Linked DNA regions of Mus musculus: regions 1 and 2 are each linked to region 3. The links are chromatin loops, found by intact Hi-C in ENCODE. Cell type or tissue: left cerebral cortex. All regions are shown on one strand.

Region 1 (5,000 bases), 300 kb before region 3:
AGCATGGCTTCACCTGAATGTTACTCTGCTTTACATCCTCAGTGTAGAGGCAATAACATTAACTGCTCCATCCAGTCTGTGTGAGAATTAAACAGGCTCAGAGATGTAAAGGGCTTAGGGTAGCGGCTGGCATGAAGTAGGTATTCGGTTAGTACCATCAGGTCAAAGATGACCATGAAGAAACAGACTGGGAGCATAGTGAGGCAGCCCTTTAATCCTAGCAGTTGGGAGCAGCTGGGAGATGGGTTGCTGTTAGTATAAGGTCAGCCTGGTCGACATAGTGAGTTCTAGGACAGCCAGAGCTTCATAGTGAGACCCTGTCTCAAAAGCAAAACAAACAAACCCCTCAAAAGAAAGAAATAAACAGAAGGAGTAAGGAAAGTCCCTCAGCATCAGAAACTGCCACATGAATGGAACAAATAGAAAACAAGAAGTCAGTCTCAGATTAGATAGATCTGCAAAATCCAGGGGGTAAAATGAGTCTCTCCTAGCCGCAGTTAACTGATAATATCTCACATCTATTTTCAACCTCTACAGAACACCTACCCCATCCAAGGTTGTCCATTTACAAAACAAAAGCACAGAGTGCTTTTTCTCTCTTCTCTTCCCATTCCCCTCCAAGGTGACTAGGCAGAAACCAGGGCTTTCCCTCCTCTTGGCAACCCACTGCACCCCCCGCCCCCCAGCACGCTAACTTGAACAGCTCCAGTTTCGGTTTATCTGGCTGTGGAGCCCCTGGGGCTCTCCAGGCTGCAGGTTGTAACCTGCAGCTAGCTGTCTTTCCTCTCTCACCTGTCGCTGGGTGGTGACTTACAGGCCTTAAGAATCTTCTGCATCTTCACTGAGGATCAAGAGACCTTGAGTCCAAAGGGAGACTAACCACAATTCCTCAGGGCCTTTGTCCTGAATTTCCATGTAAATAAAATTTCCTGTTGAAACTTCTTAACCTTCTTTTTTCTTATCTCACTGCCCCAGTTTAAAAAGCTAGAGTGGGGCTGGGCATTGAAGCTCACATCTGTAGTCCCAGTAGTTGGGAGGCTGAGGTAGGAGCTTGGAGCCTAGACTCGTCTCAATTTATGGCAATCTTCCTGCTTCGGTTTGCTGAGTGCTGGGATTATAGTATGTCCAGTGCTATTCCTGTTTGATTTAGTGTTACTAACATATAGTAAGGGTCATTAATGCACCCCAAATCTGACTTTTGTGTTGGCTAAACAGAACATGTTTGTAGGATAGACTTGGTGCACAAACCACCAACCAGCAGTCTCTGTGAGGCTGATAAACAGTATTTACACTTTGGTTTCATTGACTCACACGATAAATGTCACTGCAGGTTGGGTGACACAGGGTCTCCACTTTACACATTAAAAAAGATGAAATTTGAGTGGCCAAATAAGTTGACCGTGACCACAGGTTGGCAAATGAGTGGGATTTGAGTTAAGTTTGTTTCCATAACCCAAGGTTATGACTCAGAGGATGCAGAGGCTGTGGTCAAGGTTGAATGCATCCATTTATCCTGAAGGATAAGTCAGTAAAGAAACAAGAGGGGGACAAGGCAGTCAGAGAAAATCATCAAAATCAAGGATCAAACCCAGAGGTCTTAAAAAGGAGAGGAAGAGGTTTTCAGATGAAGGGTCAGTTCTTGGACACCGTAGTCTCAATACAGATTGCTAGAGTTTAAGAGTCCTGCAGAATCGAGGTGAGGCGAGGTGCAAACCTTTAGCTCCAGCACTTAGAAGGCAGAAGCAGATGGATCTCTGAAGTGGAGACCAGTCTGTCTACTGAGTGAGTTTACAGACCAGCTAGGGCTAGATACAGAGGCAGGCGAGAGAGGCCTCAGGTCTGTTATTCCAGCTACTTGAGAGGGTGAGACAGGAAGATTGCAAGTAAAAAGCTAATTTGAGCAACTCATGTGGACCTCTATCAAAACCCAAAGCACAGGGGCTGGAGAGCTGGCTCACTGGGCTCTATTCTCTGCCCCTATGTGGTGGCTCGCAACTCTCTGTAATTCTAGGTCCAGGGGATCGGATGCCCTCTTCTGAATTCAGCACAGGCATACAGATATACATTCAGGCAAACATCCATAAACATAAAAAAAGAAGAGAAAAAGAAGTAAAAAAACAAAACAAAACAAACCCCAAAAACCCCACCCATCCAATGAAAAACTATAACAAAACTCCAAACAGGGCCATTGAGATGGTTCAGTGGGTAAATGTTCTGGCTTGCTAGCCAGATAACTGAATTCCATCCCTAGGACCCACAGGGTAGATAGAAGGAGAGAACTGACTCTTGAAAGTTGTCTTTTGACACATGCTCCCACATGTGTACACACACACACACATCCAATAAATAAATAAATAAATAACAAGTACATTACACAGAAGGGGAAAGGCCCAGCACCAACAAGGCAGTGTATGTATTTTCCCAGCTCACTAGCCCATTCCTATTCTTAGAAGTGCCTTTTCTTTCTTTCTTTTTCTTTTTTCTTTTTTTGAGACAGGGTTTCTCTTTATATTCCTGGCTATACTGGATCTCATGCTATAGACCAGACTGGCCTCAAACTCAACAGCGATCAGCCTATTTTTGCTTCCCAAGTGCTGGGGTTAAAGGCCTGTGACACCATGGCCAGTTGGCTTTCTCTTTCTTAATAAACTATCTCTACTTTTATTATCTCAAAAAATAATAAAAGGAAGGCTGGGAATATAACTCAAGGATAGAGCGCTTGCCTACCATTCATAAAGTGCTAATTTTAATGTCCAGAAAACTCTCCACACGCACACAAAAGAGAAGTTAGGTGTTGCGGGATGGACAGGGAAAATCCTGCAACAGATAGGAAGGAAGGAAGAGAGAGGAAGAAGTAAAGAAAGAGAAGGAAAAGAAAGGAGAGGGAGGTACAGGAACAGCGGCACAATTGTAAAACGGCGACAGATGACTACAAGTTCCAGAGAGCGGCGCGCGAATTTTCCCGCCAGCGCCTCGGCCTGACTTGTGGGAACTACACATCCCAGCATGCCCCGGGACGCACCGGTCCTCGCCCCTCGTCGGTCCCGCCCCCTTTTCCCCCACAGCCCCCGCCCGCCGGGTTGGCCTCGGAGAGTTTGTCCGGTGGCCGAGGTAGACGGAGGTGCAGTGAGAACCCCGGCGGTAGCACGATGGGAGACTCCAAAGTGAAAGTGGCGGTACGGGTCCGGCCAATGAACCGACGAGGTGAGCGCTTGTCCCGGGCCGGGGGCGACAGGTGCCTGTGGTGGTAGAGCTTCGGCGTCCCGGGGGTCTCGGCGGGCTCCCTTCAGCGCGCGTGCGCCCTCGACGGCGCGGTCGGGCCCTCAGCCCTCCGCCCCGCCAGCTGTCACCGAGCTCTCCAGGCCTGGGGCAGCTCCGGCCTCGCAGTCCTCCTGTGTACGCAGCTCTTAGGGCGGACAGCCCTACTTTTCGATTTTCCACGTTCTCCCTTGAACCTGCACCTTGTGGCTGTTTGCAGAAAAGGAAGGACATGCATGCCTTCTTAGTTCTTTTCTGGTTTATGACTGTCGAGAGGTTTCCTTTTTTTCCTTTTGCTTGAAGTGATAGTCATCATCTCAACAATAAATAGTCTCAGTGCCAAGATTCTTGGGAAATTGTATCTTTCAGACATGCTCTGAAGTCTGTAGGGAGGGTAGAGAAAGTAGATAAACCCAGGACACGTAAATCATCTATCCAAGTTGGAAAGACTGAAGCCCAACTTGAATCCGGGGAGTAGCTGCTTTTTGCCTCTGTAGCTTCACCAGAGGGTGACTGGGCAGGGTACTTAAAATGAGGTGATGTGTTTGAAAACACTTTCTAGACAAGTCTTGTTATTGAGGTTGCTGCCGCGCTCCCGGGAGATGGAATTGCTGCTAATTGATTTAGACTACTGACTAGCTAGAGCCATTATTAAGTGCAGGAGTCATTTTCCAAGGTTTCTAGTTTGTTTTACTGTGTTTAAAGTCTAGTGTGTAGGAAATAGTTTTTCTGTCTCCTTGCCCTTTTGTGTATGTATTGAGGTAAGTAGGTGTAAAAGTTAACAAAGATTTCTCTGGTTGGTTGTTCCTTGGGAACTTGGTGTCTCTGTTTTCTTGTCGTTGGTTTGCCTACTTGAACCTGCTGAAGTCTATGAGGCAAGCTTTTCCCCTGAAGACGGAACTTTTTAAGCTCTCAGCTCATTGCCTCCTAACATCCAGGTTCTCACAAAACAGAGTGAGTAGCTTAGAAGTCTGAAAGTTTTCAGTTCTCCCATTTTTTGAGTATCCAGACATCTTTATTTTAGATCACTTCACCTCATTGTGATCATTACTGCGATTAAAAAAAAACTAAAGAAAAAAAGAAAACAGCCAAATGAAATCCGACATATCTGGGAATGATTCGGAAAGGAAGGGTTCAGCACATTCTTAAAATTTCCTTTTTGCAAAACCCTTGGAAATGTCAGTGCTGAAGGAGGCCTCTAACCAGCCACCACAGCAGGGTTTGGCACAGATAGTTAGAGCCGGACTCTTCCTTGTTTTCTCTTACTGGGAGGAAGCTACTGTCTTTAATTTGCTATGCTTGTAATTCTGACAGTGGCTGTTACTAATGCTCAGAGTTTTGAGATATTCGTTGAATGATTTCTAGCTGTTCCTTGTATTCCTTCCTTTCTCTTTCTTTCCTATTTTTGAGACTGGGTCTCTGTACATAGCCCTGGAACTCATTATGTAGACCAAGCTGGCCTCAGATTCATAGAAATATGCCTGCCTCTGCCCAGATCTTTGGTGCTGGGATTAAAGGCATTCGCCACAACACCTGACCCTTCTTTTCTTTTTAAAACTTAGGTGCTAAGGATCTGAACTCTGGTCCTCACTTGGTTTTCATCCATTAAACCATCTGAGTTCAACCAACCACCCAGGCATCTCCCCAGTCCTATTTTTTTTTTTTTTTTCATTTATTTAGAGGCAGTCTCTGTGTAGACCAGGGTGGCCTGGGACTTGCAGTCATCTTCCTCCCTCAGCCTC
Region 2 (5,000 bases), 72 kb before region 3:
TCTGAAGAAAAAAATTGAGGAAGATATCAGAAGATGGAAAAATCTCCCATGCTCATAGATGAGTAGAATTAACATAATAAAAATGGACATCCTACTAAAAGCAATCAACAGATTAAACATAAGCATCTAAATTCCATCACACTTCTTTATAGACTTTGAAAGGACAATTCTCATCTTCATAAGGAAAAACAAAAAGCCAAGGATTAAAACAATCCTCAACAATAAAAGAACTTCTGGTTATATTCATTTCAAGCCGTTATTACAGAGACATAGTAATAAAAACCAAATGGTATTGGCATAAAAACAGACACATTGACCAATGGACTTGAATAGAAGACCCAGTAATAAACCCACATACCTATGGACACCTGATTTTTAATTTAAAAAAAAAAGCCAGAAATACAAAATGGAAAAAAGAAAACATCTTCAACAAACAGTGCTGGTATAGCTGGATGTTGACTGTATAAGAATGCAAATAGAACCATATTTATCACACTGCTCAAAATTCAAGTCCAAGTGGATCAAAGACCTCAATATAACACTAGACACACTGAGCCAATACAAGAGAAAAGTGGGAAATAATAGTTTTGAACACACTGGCACAGGAGACAACTTCTTAAACAGAACACCAATAAAACAGGCATGAAGATCAACAATTAATAAATGGGACCTCATGAAACTGAAAAGCTTGTGTAAGACAAATGACACCATCAATAGGGCAAAATGGCAGCCTACAGAAAGGGAAAAGATTTTCACCATCCACATCTGATAGAAGGCTAATATACAAAATTATAAATAACTCAGCTGGCCGTGGTGGCACATATTTTTTATCCTAGCACTGTGGAGGCACAAACAGTTGAGTTTGAAGCCAGCCTGGCCTGCTACTTGAGTTCCAGGATAGTCAGGACTACACAGAAAAACCCTGTCTGAAGAACAAAACAAAACTAACCAAAAAGAACTCTGGGAACTAGACATCAACTAACAAAATAATCCAATTAAAAAATAGGGTACAGGACTTAACAAAGAATTCTCAATAAAGGAATTGTGAATGGCTGAAACTGCTTAAAAGAAATGTTCAACATCCTTAGCCATCAGGAAAATGCAAATCAAAACTACTTTGAGATTCCATCTTACACCTGTCAGAATGTCTAAGATCAATAACACACGTGACAGCTCATGCTGGTGAGGATGTGGAGCAAGGGGAACACTCCTCCATTGCTGGTGAAGTGCAAATTTGTAAAGCCACTATGGAAATCAATGTGCCAGTTCCTCCAGAAAATGAGAATCAATCTATTTCAAGATCCAGCTATGCTACTTTTGGGCAGTTACCCAAAGGATGCTCCATCATACCACAAGGACATTTGCTCAACTATGTTCACAGTGGGTTTATTTATAATAGCCAAAAATTAGAAACAGCATAGATGTCCCTAAACTGAAGAACTAATGAAGAAAATGTAAAAATATTACTCATCAGTTAAAAAGAAATGACAACATGAAATTTACAGGCAAATGGATGGAATTAGAAGAAATTATCCTGAGTGAGGTAACTCAGATCCAGAAAGACAAACATGGTTTGTGCTTATTTATAAGAGGATATTAGCTGGTAAATAATGGATAATCATGCTACAATCTACAGACCCAGAGAGGCTAAGTAACAGGGAAGGCTCAAGGGGGTAAACATGGATCTCCTGAGAAGAGGAAATAGAATAGATTTTGCAGGTGGACTAGGGGAAAGCCAGAATGGAAATAGGAAGGATCAAGTGTGAGGGTAAAGGAAGAGAGCATGGGAGAGAAAACTGGAAAAGGAAGGCATTTGCAGGGTAATGTAGAAACCTAGTGCAATTGAAACCCTCTGTAATATACAAGGTGGTCCCTGACAAGGACTCCTACTAATGGAGGACATAGAGCCTGAACATCGTTTATAAGCAGGCAAGGCTTCCAGTGGTGGGACTAGGATACCAACCTAGCCACAAAACCTTCGACCTACAATCTGTCCTGTTCACAAAATGTGCTAGGGCAGTGATGGAGCAGAACATGTAGGAGTGTCTAACCAATGACTGGTCTAATTTGAGGCCCATGCCACAAGAGGGAGCCCAAGCCTGACACTGCCTGGATAACCAGCAACCAAAAGTTGCATAACCCAGAGACCTGAGTAGAACCAAATGCAGTGCGGGTATGGGGTTGTCTATGAAATGATCCCTAATGATGGTCTGCTATACTCATAGACTGGTGCCAAGTCCACTCATCATCAGCTGAAGGGCCGTCCACAGAGATTCACAGCTAGATATTAGGTGAAGAGACAGCCCAGGTTGGAGGTCTTCATTAGGTCACTCCTCTTAGAGCTTAAGGGAAGTCACAGTGAGAGCTTAAGGGAAGTCACAGTGAGAGCCAGTGGGGTCAAGAGCACAGGAGAGGATAACCCAAAAGAATGAACTAAGCAGGGCTCATAGAGACAGAATTGGCAATTGTGGAACCAGCATGGGTCTACATGAAGTCTTCTCCATCTAGGTTATGGTGGTTGGCTTGGTGTTTTTGAGGGTGGACTCCTGACAATGAGAGTGGGGGATAGCTCTGACTATTTTGCCTGATCGTAGAACCCTTTTTCTCCTACTGGGTTGCCTTGCCACCTTGGTTTGTGCCTGGTCTTACTATATCTTGTTGTGCTGTGTTCAGCTGATGTCCCTCAGAGGCTTGCTTTTTTCTAGGGAGATGGGTGTGCGGGTGGATTTGGGGGAAAGGGAAGGTCCAGGGGAATGGGAGGAATTATGGGAGGGGAAACTCCATGCAACAAAAACCTAATGAGAACTGAAGGGAGAAACTCATAAAACTAACACACCACTTGTAGGTACCCCACTTTCCAGAAATAAAATAGTTAGAGAACAGTAAGGAAACAACACATGCACAGGAAGCAAAGCCGAGCAAACGTTCTACCCAGCACATGCAGAAAACGTGTCACTCTCATGTTTACCAAGGTGACATTTACTCTACTTTAGAGAATGACATGTCCCTCAGTCCTCAAACTACAGAGAAGTGTACATGGAACACTCTCCAGAAAAGGTGACACTATTTCCAGAAGGAATAAACAGATTATTTCTCCAGTTGCTATGGGATCAGTGGCATCTGGAGGCAGCAGTGGTGGAGTGCATGCCTAAAATGTAGAAGCTACTGAGTTAAATGAGAAAAAGAAAACAGCAGAGAAAAACCCTGGGAAACCCAACAACACAGAGAAATTAAACAATACTTTCCTAGCCAATGAGCCAAGGAAGAAATTATAAAATAACTTTGAGATGTAAGAAAAAAGCCATATCATAAACTTTCACAATGGAGAGGCCAAGGCAGTGCTTTGACAGAAGCTTGCAGGTGCAAGTACGCCTTCAGCTAGACACACAAGCCAAAAGAAAAAGAACTCACTGGTGAGGCTGGGGCTCATCTCTGCAGACATAAAAAGGGCCATGAGGAAATCTTGTGAACAGTGGTATCTCAACCAAATCTGTAATCAAGGTGAAGTGAACAAAAGTCTAGGAGAAAAAACCTAAATTACCAACTATTTCCAACTCAAGCCATGAAAGCGGTGCTGCCCATAACCAGACCAGATGAAGGTACTGAGAGCAAAGAGGACCGTGGCCTGATATCCCATATGAATGCATATGTAAAAATCCTCAATAAATTACCAGAAAACTGAATCCAACCACATATTAAAAAAAATTATACCACAACTAAGTGGGATTTAAGTTGGGAGAATAGAATTCACTCAATAATGAAAGTCAACTAAGGCAACATTCTGTACCAGTCTACAACAATACACAAGAAACCAGCAACAGAGCATCCGTCCAAGCCAGTATCAACTGTCCCAAACCACACAAATCTTACTGCGACTGTCTTAGTTAGCGTCTTACTGCTGTGAACAGTCACGATAACCAAGGCAAGAATCATAAAGGACAACATTTAATTGGGGCTGGCTTACAGGTTCAGAGGTTCAGTCCATGATCATCAAGGTGGGAGCATGGCAGCATCCAGGCAGGCATGGTGCAGGCAGAACTGAGAGTTTTACATCTTCATCTGAAGGCTGCTAGCAGAACACTAACTTCCAGGCAGCTAGGATGAGGGTCTTAAAGCCCACACCCACAGTGACACACCTACTCAAACAGGGCCACACCTTCTAATAGTGCCACTTCCTGGGCCGCACATATGCAAACCACCACAGTGATTCTGGTACCAGGCAGTACATAAAGAGCTGAGATTTAGACTGACTCGTGCTACGACATACTCTTTTAAACTTGTAATGGTGCGTATATTTATTAAATTGGGCCTGGGCTTTATGTTCTAAAACACAGAACTCATGCATGTCATATAAATTAAAAAAGAAAAAGAATTAAGTCATTTTGTATCCATACCCTCCAGCTAACTCTCTTACTCACTCTGCTTACAACAGAGTTGCCTTATTCGTTTCTGGACTGACAGTAACACATAATGCAAATGAGTCATAATTTACCTAACAGCTTCCATCTGATGGACACAGGTTATGCACAGCTTTATGCTACCATGTCACATACAATAAACATTATTATACCATTATCCTTCAAGATATAAGAAAGCATTTCTGTAGGATAAATTACATGGTTAAAACTAGAGGACTTAAAAAAGAAAATATTACTAATACAAGAGCTGTATTTTAAAGAATAAAGTCAATCAATTATAGACTGGAACTGCCATAACTCTGGGACAGCACTTGTCTAGCATGCATTAAGGATCTGATGATTTACTCCCGTGTGTGTGTGTGTGTGTGTGTGTGTGTGTGTGTGTGTGTGTGTGTCTAAGTAGAAACCTTATCTTTGTGATACATGGACATTGTAGTCAATGTATCAAATAAGTGTTTAGTTAACATTTACTGTACTGAAAAGGTAGGCAAAATCATCAAAGTAGTAAATATTAACAGCCAGTTAAAATTAAGCTATCTAGAAGATGGTAAACCACAGCTTTTGCTTAATAAATGTGATCAT
Region 3 (5,000 bases):
CTCCGTTTTTTCATAAACCATATGACTTCCACATGCTGAGAGTGTTTTATGCTTTAGTCTGCAGTAAAGGCTTTACATCATTTTAATGCCCCAGTACTCAAAATGCAACAGAATCAGCCCAGTGAATATAAGGAAGATTCAGTGTACATGGAGCCATTATTTCCAGACTACTAGTCAGAAAAAGTTTAACGAATGTTTTTCCCATAAATAACTTCACAATTCCATTGATGAAAATAAACAAGAAGAAGATTCAAGGTAAGGGTAGATGAAAAACACTCATTTTTCTAGGTTGGAACATTTTAGTTTGTCATATCTAAAATGATTATTAAACATGTAAAAATTCAATATCTACTAGAATACATTTTGGAAAACTACAAGTAAACAACTATTTTGTTGTTACATGGAATTTTCTTCCAGTTTTTGAAAAATAATGTTTCAGGTTAAGATAAAGCCTCAAACAAGTAATTCTGAAAATCCTGGTCTTCAACAAACCATAGGCTCAGCTTGGAACAGCACACTGTGTACAAAATTATATTTAGGTCCATTCACATACTTAACACTCAACTTCATGCAAACACAGTCCCCTTATCTGTGGGAATGATCAACAGCAGAAATTTCAAATCAAAGACTAAAACTACCATAAATCCCAGTGTGATGCTATGGAATCTAAAAGCCCATAGCTAACAGAAGAACTCAAGAACTAACACATTCTTGACCAAACACATAATACATGAAATTCTCAAGTCAAAATAGAAATAATGCCAATTATTCTTTTAGTGATTTAAAAGTCTATGATATCACAAAATTATCACAGAGAGTGATTGAAGAAGATGTATTTTGGACTGAGGGAGTACAAAATGTATGATCTTAAATTCTCCTGGTGTAATGTCATTAAATATTCAAGACTGTGAGAAACAAGAGATGTTTCATTCCAACCCTAATTGAAAATGGAAAAATAAAATAAAATTTCCCAAACTTGACTTATAAGCATAATACAACCAGATCCAGCAACTTAGCCGTGCAATTTTAATAAGTTTAATGCAAAGCACTGCAAACCTGATGTGATAATGACTTGTGGCATAAATGCAAAATAACAACAAATTCGGGTCCTTTTCACTTAACGATGCATTTTATAGTGAAACCACAAAAAGCACAGCCCATATTAGCACAAACTAAGCAAAAAAGTACAGGAGGTATTATGTCCATCGGGAAGAGAAATGTTCTGTGCCAAGGAAGGAAGGAAGGAAGGAAGGAAGGAAGGAAGGAAGGGGGTGGGGGAGAGAGGAAGCTAAGGAAAGATAGGAAAGAGAAGGCAAAGATTTCTATTATCTGCAGGTCCCCAGAAAAAGGGGCACGTGACTATACCCTATATAACAGACGAGGGTTTTTTTAAGCTTCAGACAAAAATAAAAATAGCAATCACTTTTATCATTCAACTTTACGAAGCGTGTATCTTTACTGCTAAGTGCATTCTTTGCTTCACTCACCCAATGCTTCCTCACTCTTCCATACCAGTTTTCAAGCATTTGTGACACAGAACAGGGTGGGGTAGAAGAAAAAACAAAACAAACAACAAAAAACAAAAAACAAAAAACAAAAAAAGACCACAGCGCCTTTCAGCGCACAGTCAACCCTCTTCTCCGCAAAAAATTTCCAACAGTTTTTTCAACTACGAAAATAAGTCGCCTTATCTACCTCAGGATACAGAGCAGACGTTCTGTCTCATTAGAAGACAGCGATGCGGATGGCATTTAGCACTCGAGATTCCCAGCCCCACGTTCCCGAATTTTAAATAACTGGCAAGCTACTGAGCATGAAGATGACAAGATACCTCTACTTACTGTTTCGGGGTGAAGGTGGGTGGAGGACTCCTTTCAAAGTAGCCCCAATAGTGTAACCCAAACACGGTTCCGGAATAAAATACTAAGAGACACTTTTCCTTTCCCACCTTTAGCTGCCGACTTGAGGCAAAGATGCATCTCCACATCACATCATCTATATAGTCCTGCCGGGAGTTTGGGGTGGAGACTGGCCCAGAGTAGGGCACCGAGTGTGAGCTGGGCGCCCAGACACTAACGAGTTACTGAGCCCCCCCAAACCCTGCACAAGATCCTTGGACCAAAAGTCCAGCCCGGGACTCCTGCGTGCTTCCCAAGCCCAGGCCGCTTATCTCTGACTCCAGCCATCTAACTTACCATCTACAGACATTCCTTCAAGACGATCGCAGCACCCAAGTACACGTCACAGTTTAAAACACAGCGAGACACTCCCCAAACAAACCAGCACACCTCGAAACCACCTTACAGTTTCTCAAACTCCCAAGCAGGAAGACCCCCCAACTCCAGGATTCAAACCTTCCGCCGGTCCTGAAGACCAGAGAGAAGTTGGGAAGCCATCGACGCCTCTCCACGCCCGCCCCTCACAAACTGCCCCACCCCACAGCCCGCGCACGGCCGCCCCCTCGGAAGTACCCCTACTTGCTCCCCTATGCTCAACCTGGCTACTCCAGAGACCCATCTGTGGCGCCTACTCACTTTCTCTCCCCCCCAAACATCTCGACATTTTTTTTTCCTTAAAGTAATGAGAGAAGTGAGGAAAAGAGACTTGAGGCAGTCCAGCTTGCAAACGACCCCACTCACCTTGGAAATCCAGCTGAGAGTTCTCTGCACCCTGCTCAGCCCCCTCCCCAGCGTCCCAGTGCAAGGCTGAGGGAGGGAGGAGGAAGGCGGGAGGGGGAGGGGATCTTCACCGCGGGGCGCCCTGCGGGAGGGGCTGAGGAGGGCTCCAGGCCCGCGCAGGAAGAGCCTAGGGGGGAGGGGAGGCCCCTATCTCCCAGTCTCCCCCTGAAAACCTCCCTTGTCTCAATCACATCAGACTGACTGTCTTTGTCTGGCTGACAACCGCCATATTGATAGCAACAGCCCCGCTCCCACCTGCTGCCGCTGGGCATCCCTGGGAGTTGTAGTTTCCGGTTCCCTAGAGGAAAAGTGCAGAGTTGAGGGTCTGAGGCCCTAGGGAACTACAGCTTCCAGCAGGCACTGCGCCCATACGCCTTCCCACAGGGAGGAGGGGAGCTGGGAGCTGAAATCGTGCGGACTACACATCCCAGAATACCATGGATGCTAGACCCAGATGAGGGACATGATATCATGCTGGGATGGAAAGGAAGGATGAATTGGCGGCGGCGATGAATTTGAGCGGACGGAAGGAGGTGATTAGAGAGAAAAGGGAGGAAAAGGAAAGACGCCCACAGTGCCCATGATACCTGCAGTAAAACTACATTTCCCGTGAGGCTCTGGAAAATGCTTAAGGAGTGAAGACTCCAAGTCCCGCGATGCTCTGGGCTATAGAGATTAAACCGGAAGATCCTTCCCTGTCTTTAGAAGTGAAGAGACTGGTACTGAACAACCAAAAGTCCGATATGAAACTGGTGAGTTTCCACTACTAAGTCAGAGGGCAAAGGTAATGAATGCTATATATCTTTGGAGTCTGTCGCCTCCACCATGATTTATCACGGAGGGAGGTCAGCACTTAAAAATTATAAAGTGAGCTGGGTTTTGCGATTGGGATTTGAATTCCCGCTTGCTCACATCCCACAGCTCCTGCATCTGTCAGGAGGTCTTCATTACTGTTTGGCAGATCCCTTTGGCCGCACGTGAGGTTGTATGTTACATTTCTTCACCCTTGGGCTAAAGATAGGCTCCAAAACTTTGGTTTGGTCATGTTTCTCAGCCTGCACCTGAGAGCTATAATAGATCATCAACCACTTTCCACTTAATGAGCACTTGAGTGGACTCCTACTGATATTGCGAGGCTGGATTCCGATCTGAACAGAAAGTAGGAGCGATCAGACAGAAGGTCTAAATGTCCTGTTACTCCTAACTGCAGTTCGAATTACAAGAAAGAGATGCTAAAGGGTGGTGCCCTTGAAGGATTCCCGTCTAAAGCCTGCTTGAAATAAACAGCTCTAGATAAAACATGCCTCCTGAAGAAGTAACTGTGTGGCAAAACACTAAGCTGACAGGTGGCCTTTTCAGATATTTGCTTTGCCCCATTTTTCTGAGCACACCGTTCTAACAAGTTGTTTTATTCAAGCTTAATGGAATAAGTAATAGAGTAATAAGGAAATTGAACGCAGGTGTGAAATGCTTGTCGTCGCCCTCCTATTCCCTACATTCTCACTGCCAACTTACTGTAGAATCTTCCTAATTGCTACGTGGAGAGAAATATCCTCAATAGAGTGAAGTGTGTTTGGTATGTTCTGTTTAAGAGAGAAGCGATGCAGAAACGTTTATTCCAGAACAACTTTTTTTTTTTTTTCTCTTCTTCTGTTTTTTTGAGATAGAGCTTCTCTGTGTAGCCCTAGCTGTCCTGGAATTCTCTTTGTAGCCCAGGCTGGCCTCTCAGAACAACTTCTTTGGGAGGGTATCAGAACTTAGGTACTTTTTGCTTTACTCATAAAATCTTCTTGCTTAACGTATACACAGAGGTTAAAGCAGGGAAGGAGCAAATGGAAAATTAGCCATTCCCTTTCAGAATCAAAAGCTGGCGAAAAGAAACCAGATGTGGCACACCTTTAATTCCAGCACTCAGGAGGCAGAGGCAGGCAGACCTCTGAGTTCTAGGATAGCCAGGGAAGTTATACTGAGAAATCCTGTCTCAAAAAAAGAAAGAAAGAAAGATAAAGAAAAGAGAGAGAAAAAGAAATCAAGAAAAGGAAGTATTAAAAAGAAAGAAAAGAAAAAGAAGTATTCTAATTATTATCTTCCCTTTCAAACAGTGTAGATCCAATAATTAATCCAATAATTACTATCCGAATATCAAAATAGTTTCTCAGTAGGTTAAACTTGTGTGCTGTGCCTACCAAAGGGTTTGAATAAACTTTCTCAGGTCCTTACATTTTAGCTCTGTTTACTGCTTTAAAAATGTGAGGTTGGCTATGGGTTTTGTATATTATAGGGACTAGGGATCTATGTCAGTGGCAGCATGGTTGCCTAGGA

Evidence for each region. Peaks named below come from ENCODE experiments on the same cell type or tissue, not always from the same donor. Only the 100,000 strongest peaks of a DNase experiment are listed, where the experiment ranks them.
Region 1: it touches region 3 in a loop (2.6-fold over the local background); 6 of 42 quality-filtered maps call a loop at or near these places.
Region 2: a loop joins it to region 3, with 2.0 times the contacts of the local background. A loop is called at or near these places in 21 of 42 quality-filtered maps.

The regions. Positions count from the first base shown.
Region 1 is chr14:64,649,453-64,654,452 of GRCm38, forward strand. Kif13b (kinesin family member 13B) reads left to right here and starts at 3,089. Exons shown (of 40, transcript NM_001081177.2): 1 at 3,089-3,204. The coding sequence starts at 3,150. In left cerebral cortex, no CTCF peak of the experiment used is centred here; DNase peaks (open chromatin) are centred at 2,980, 3,295 and 3,726; H3K4me3 peaks cover 2,485 bases; H3K27ac peaks cover 1,604 bases.
Region 2 is chr14:64,874,516-64,879,515 of GRCm38, forward strand. The region is part of intron 4 of Hmbox1 (homeobox containing 1); the gene reads right to left. Among named protein-coding and RNA genes, the nearest start is that of Hmbox1, 73 kb to the right of the region's middle. In left cerebral cortex, a CTCF peak has its summit at 2,089 (motif pointing right); a DNase peak (open chromatin) is centred at 2,080.
Region 3 is chr14:64,946,938-64,951,937 of GRCm38, forward strand. It overlaps Hmbox1 (homeobox containing 1), which reads right to left and starts at 2,920. Exons shown (of 10, transcript NM_177338.6): 1 at 2,640-2,920. It overlaps Ints9 (integrator complex subunit 9), which reads left to right and starts at 3,356. Exons shown (of 17, transcript NM_153414.5): 1 at 3,356-3,430. The coding sequence starts at 3,422. In left cerebral cortex, a CTCF peak has its summit at 3,031; DNase peaks (open chromatin) are centred at 1,911, 2,148 and 3,113; H3K4me3 peaks cover 3,226 bases; H3K27ac peaks cover 2,515 bases.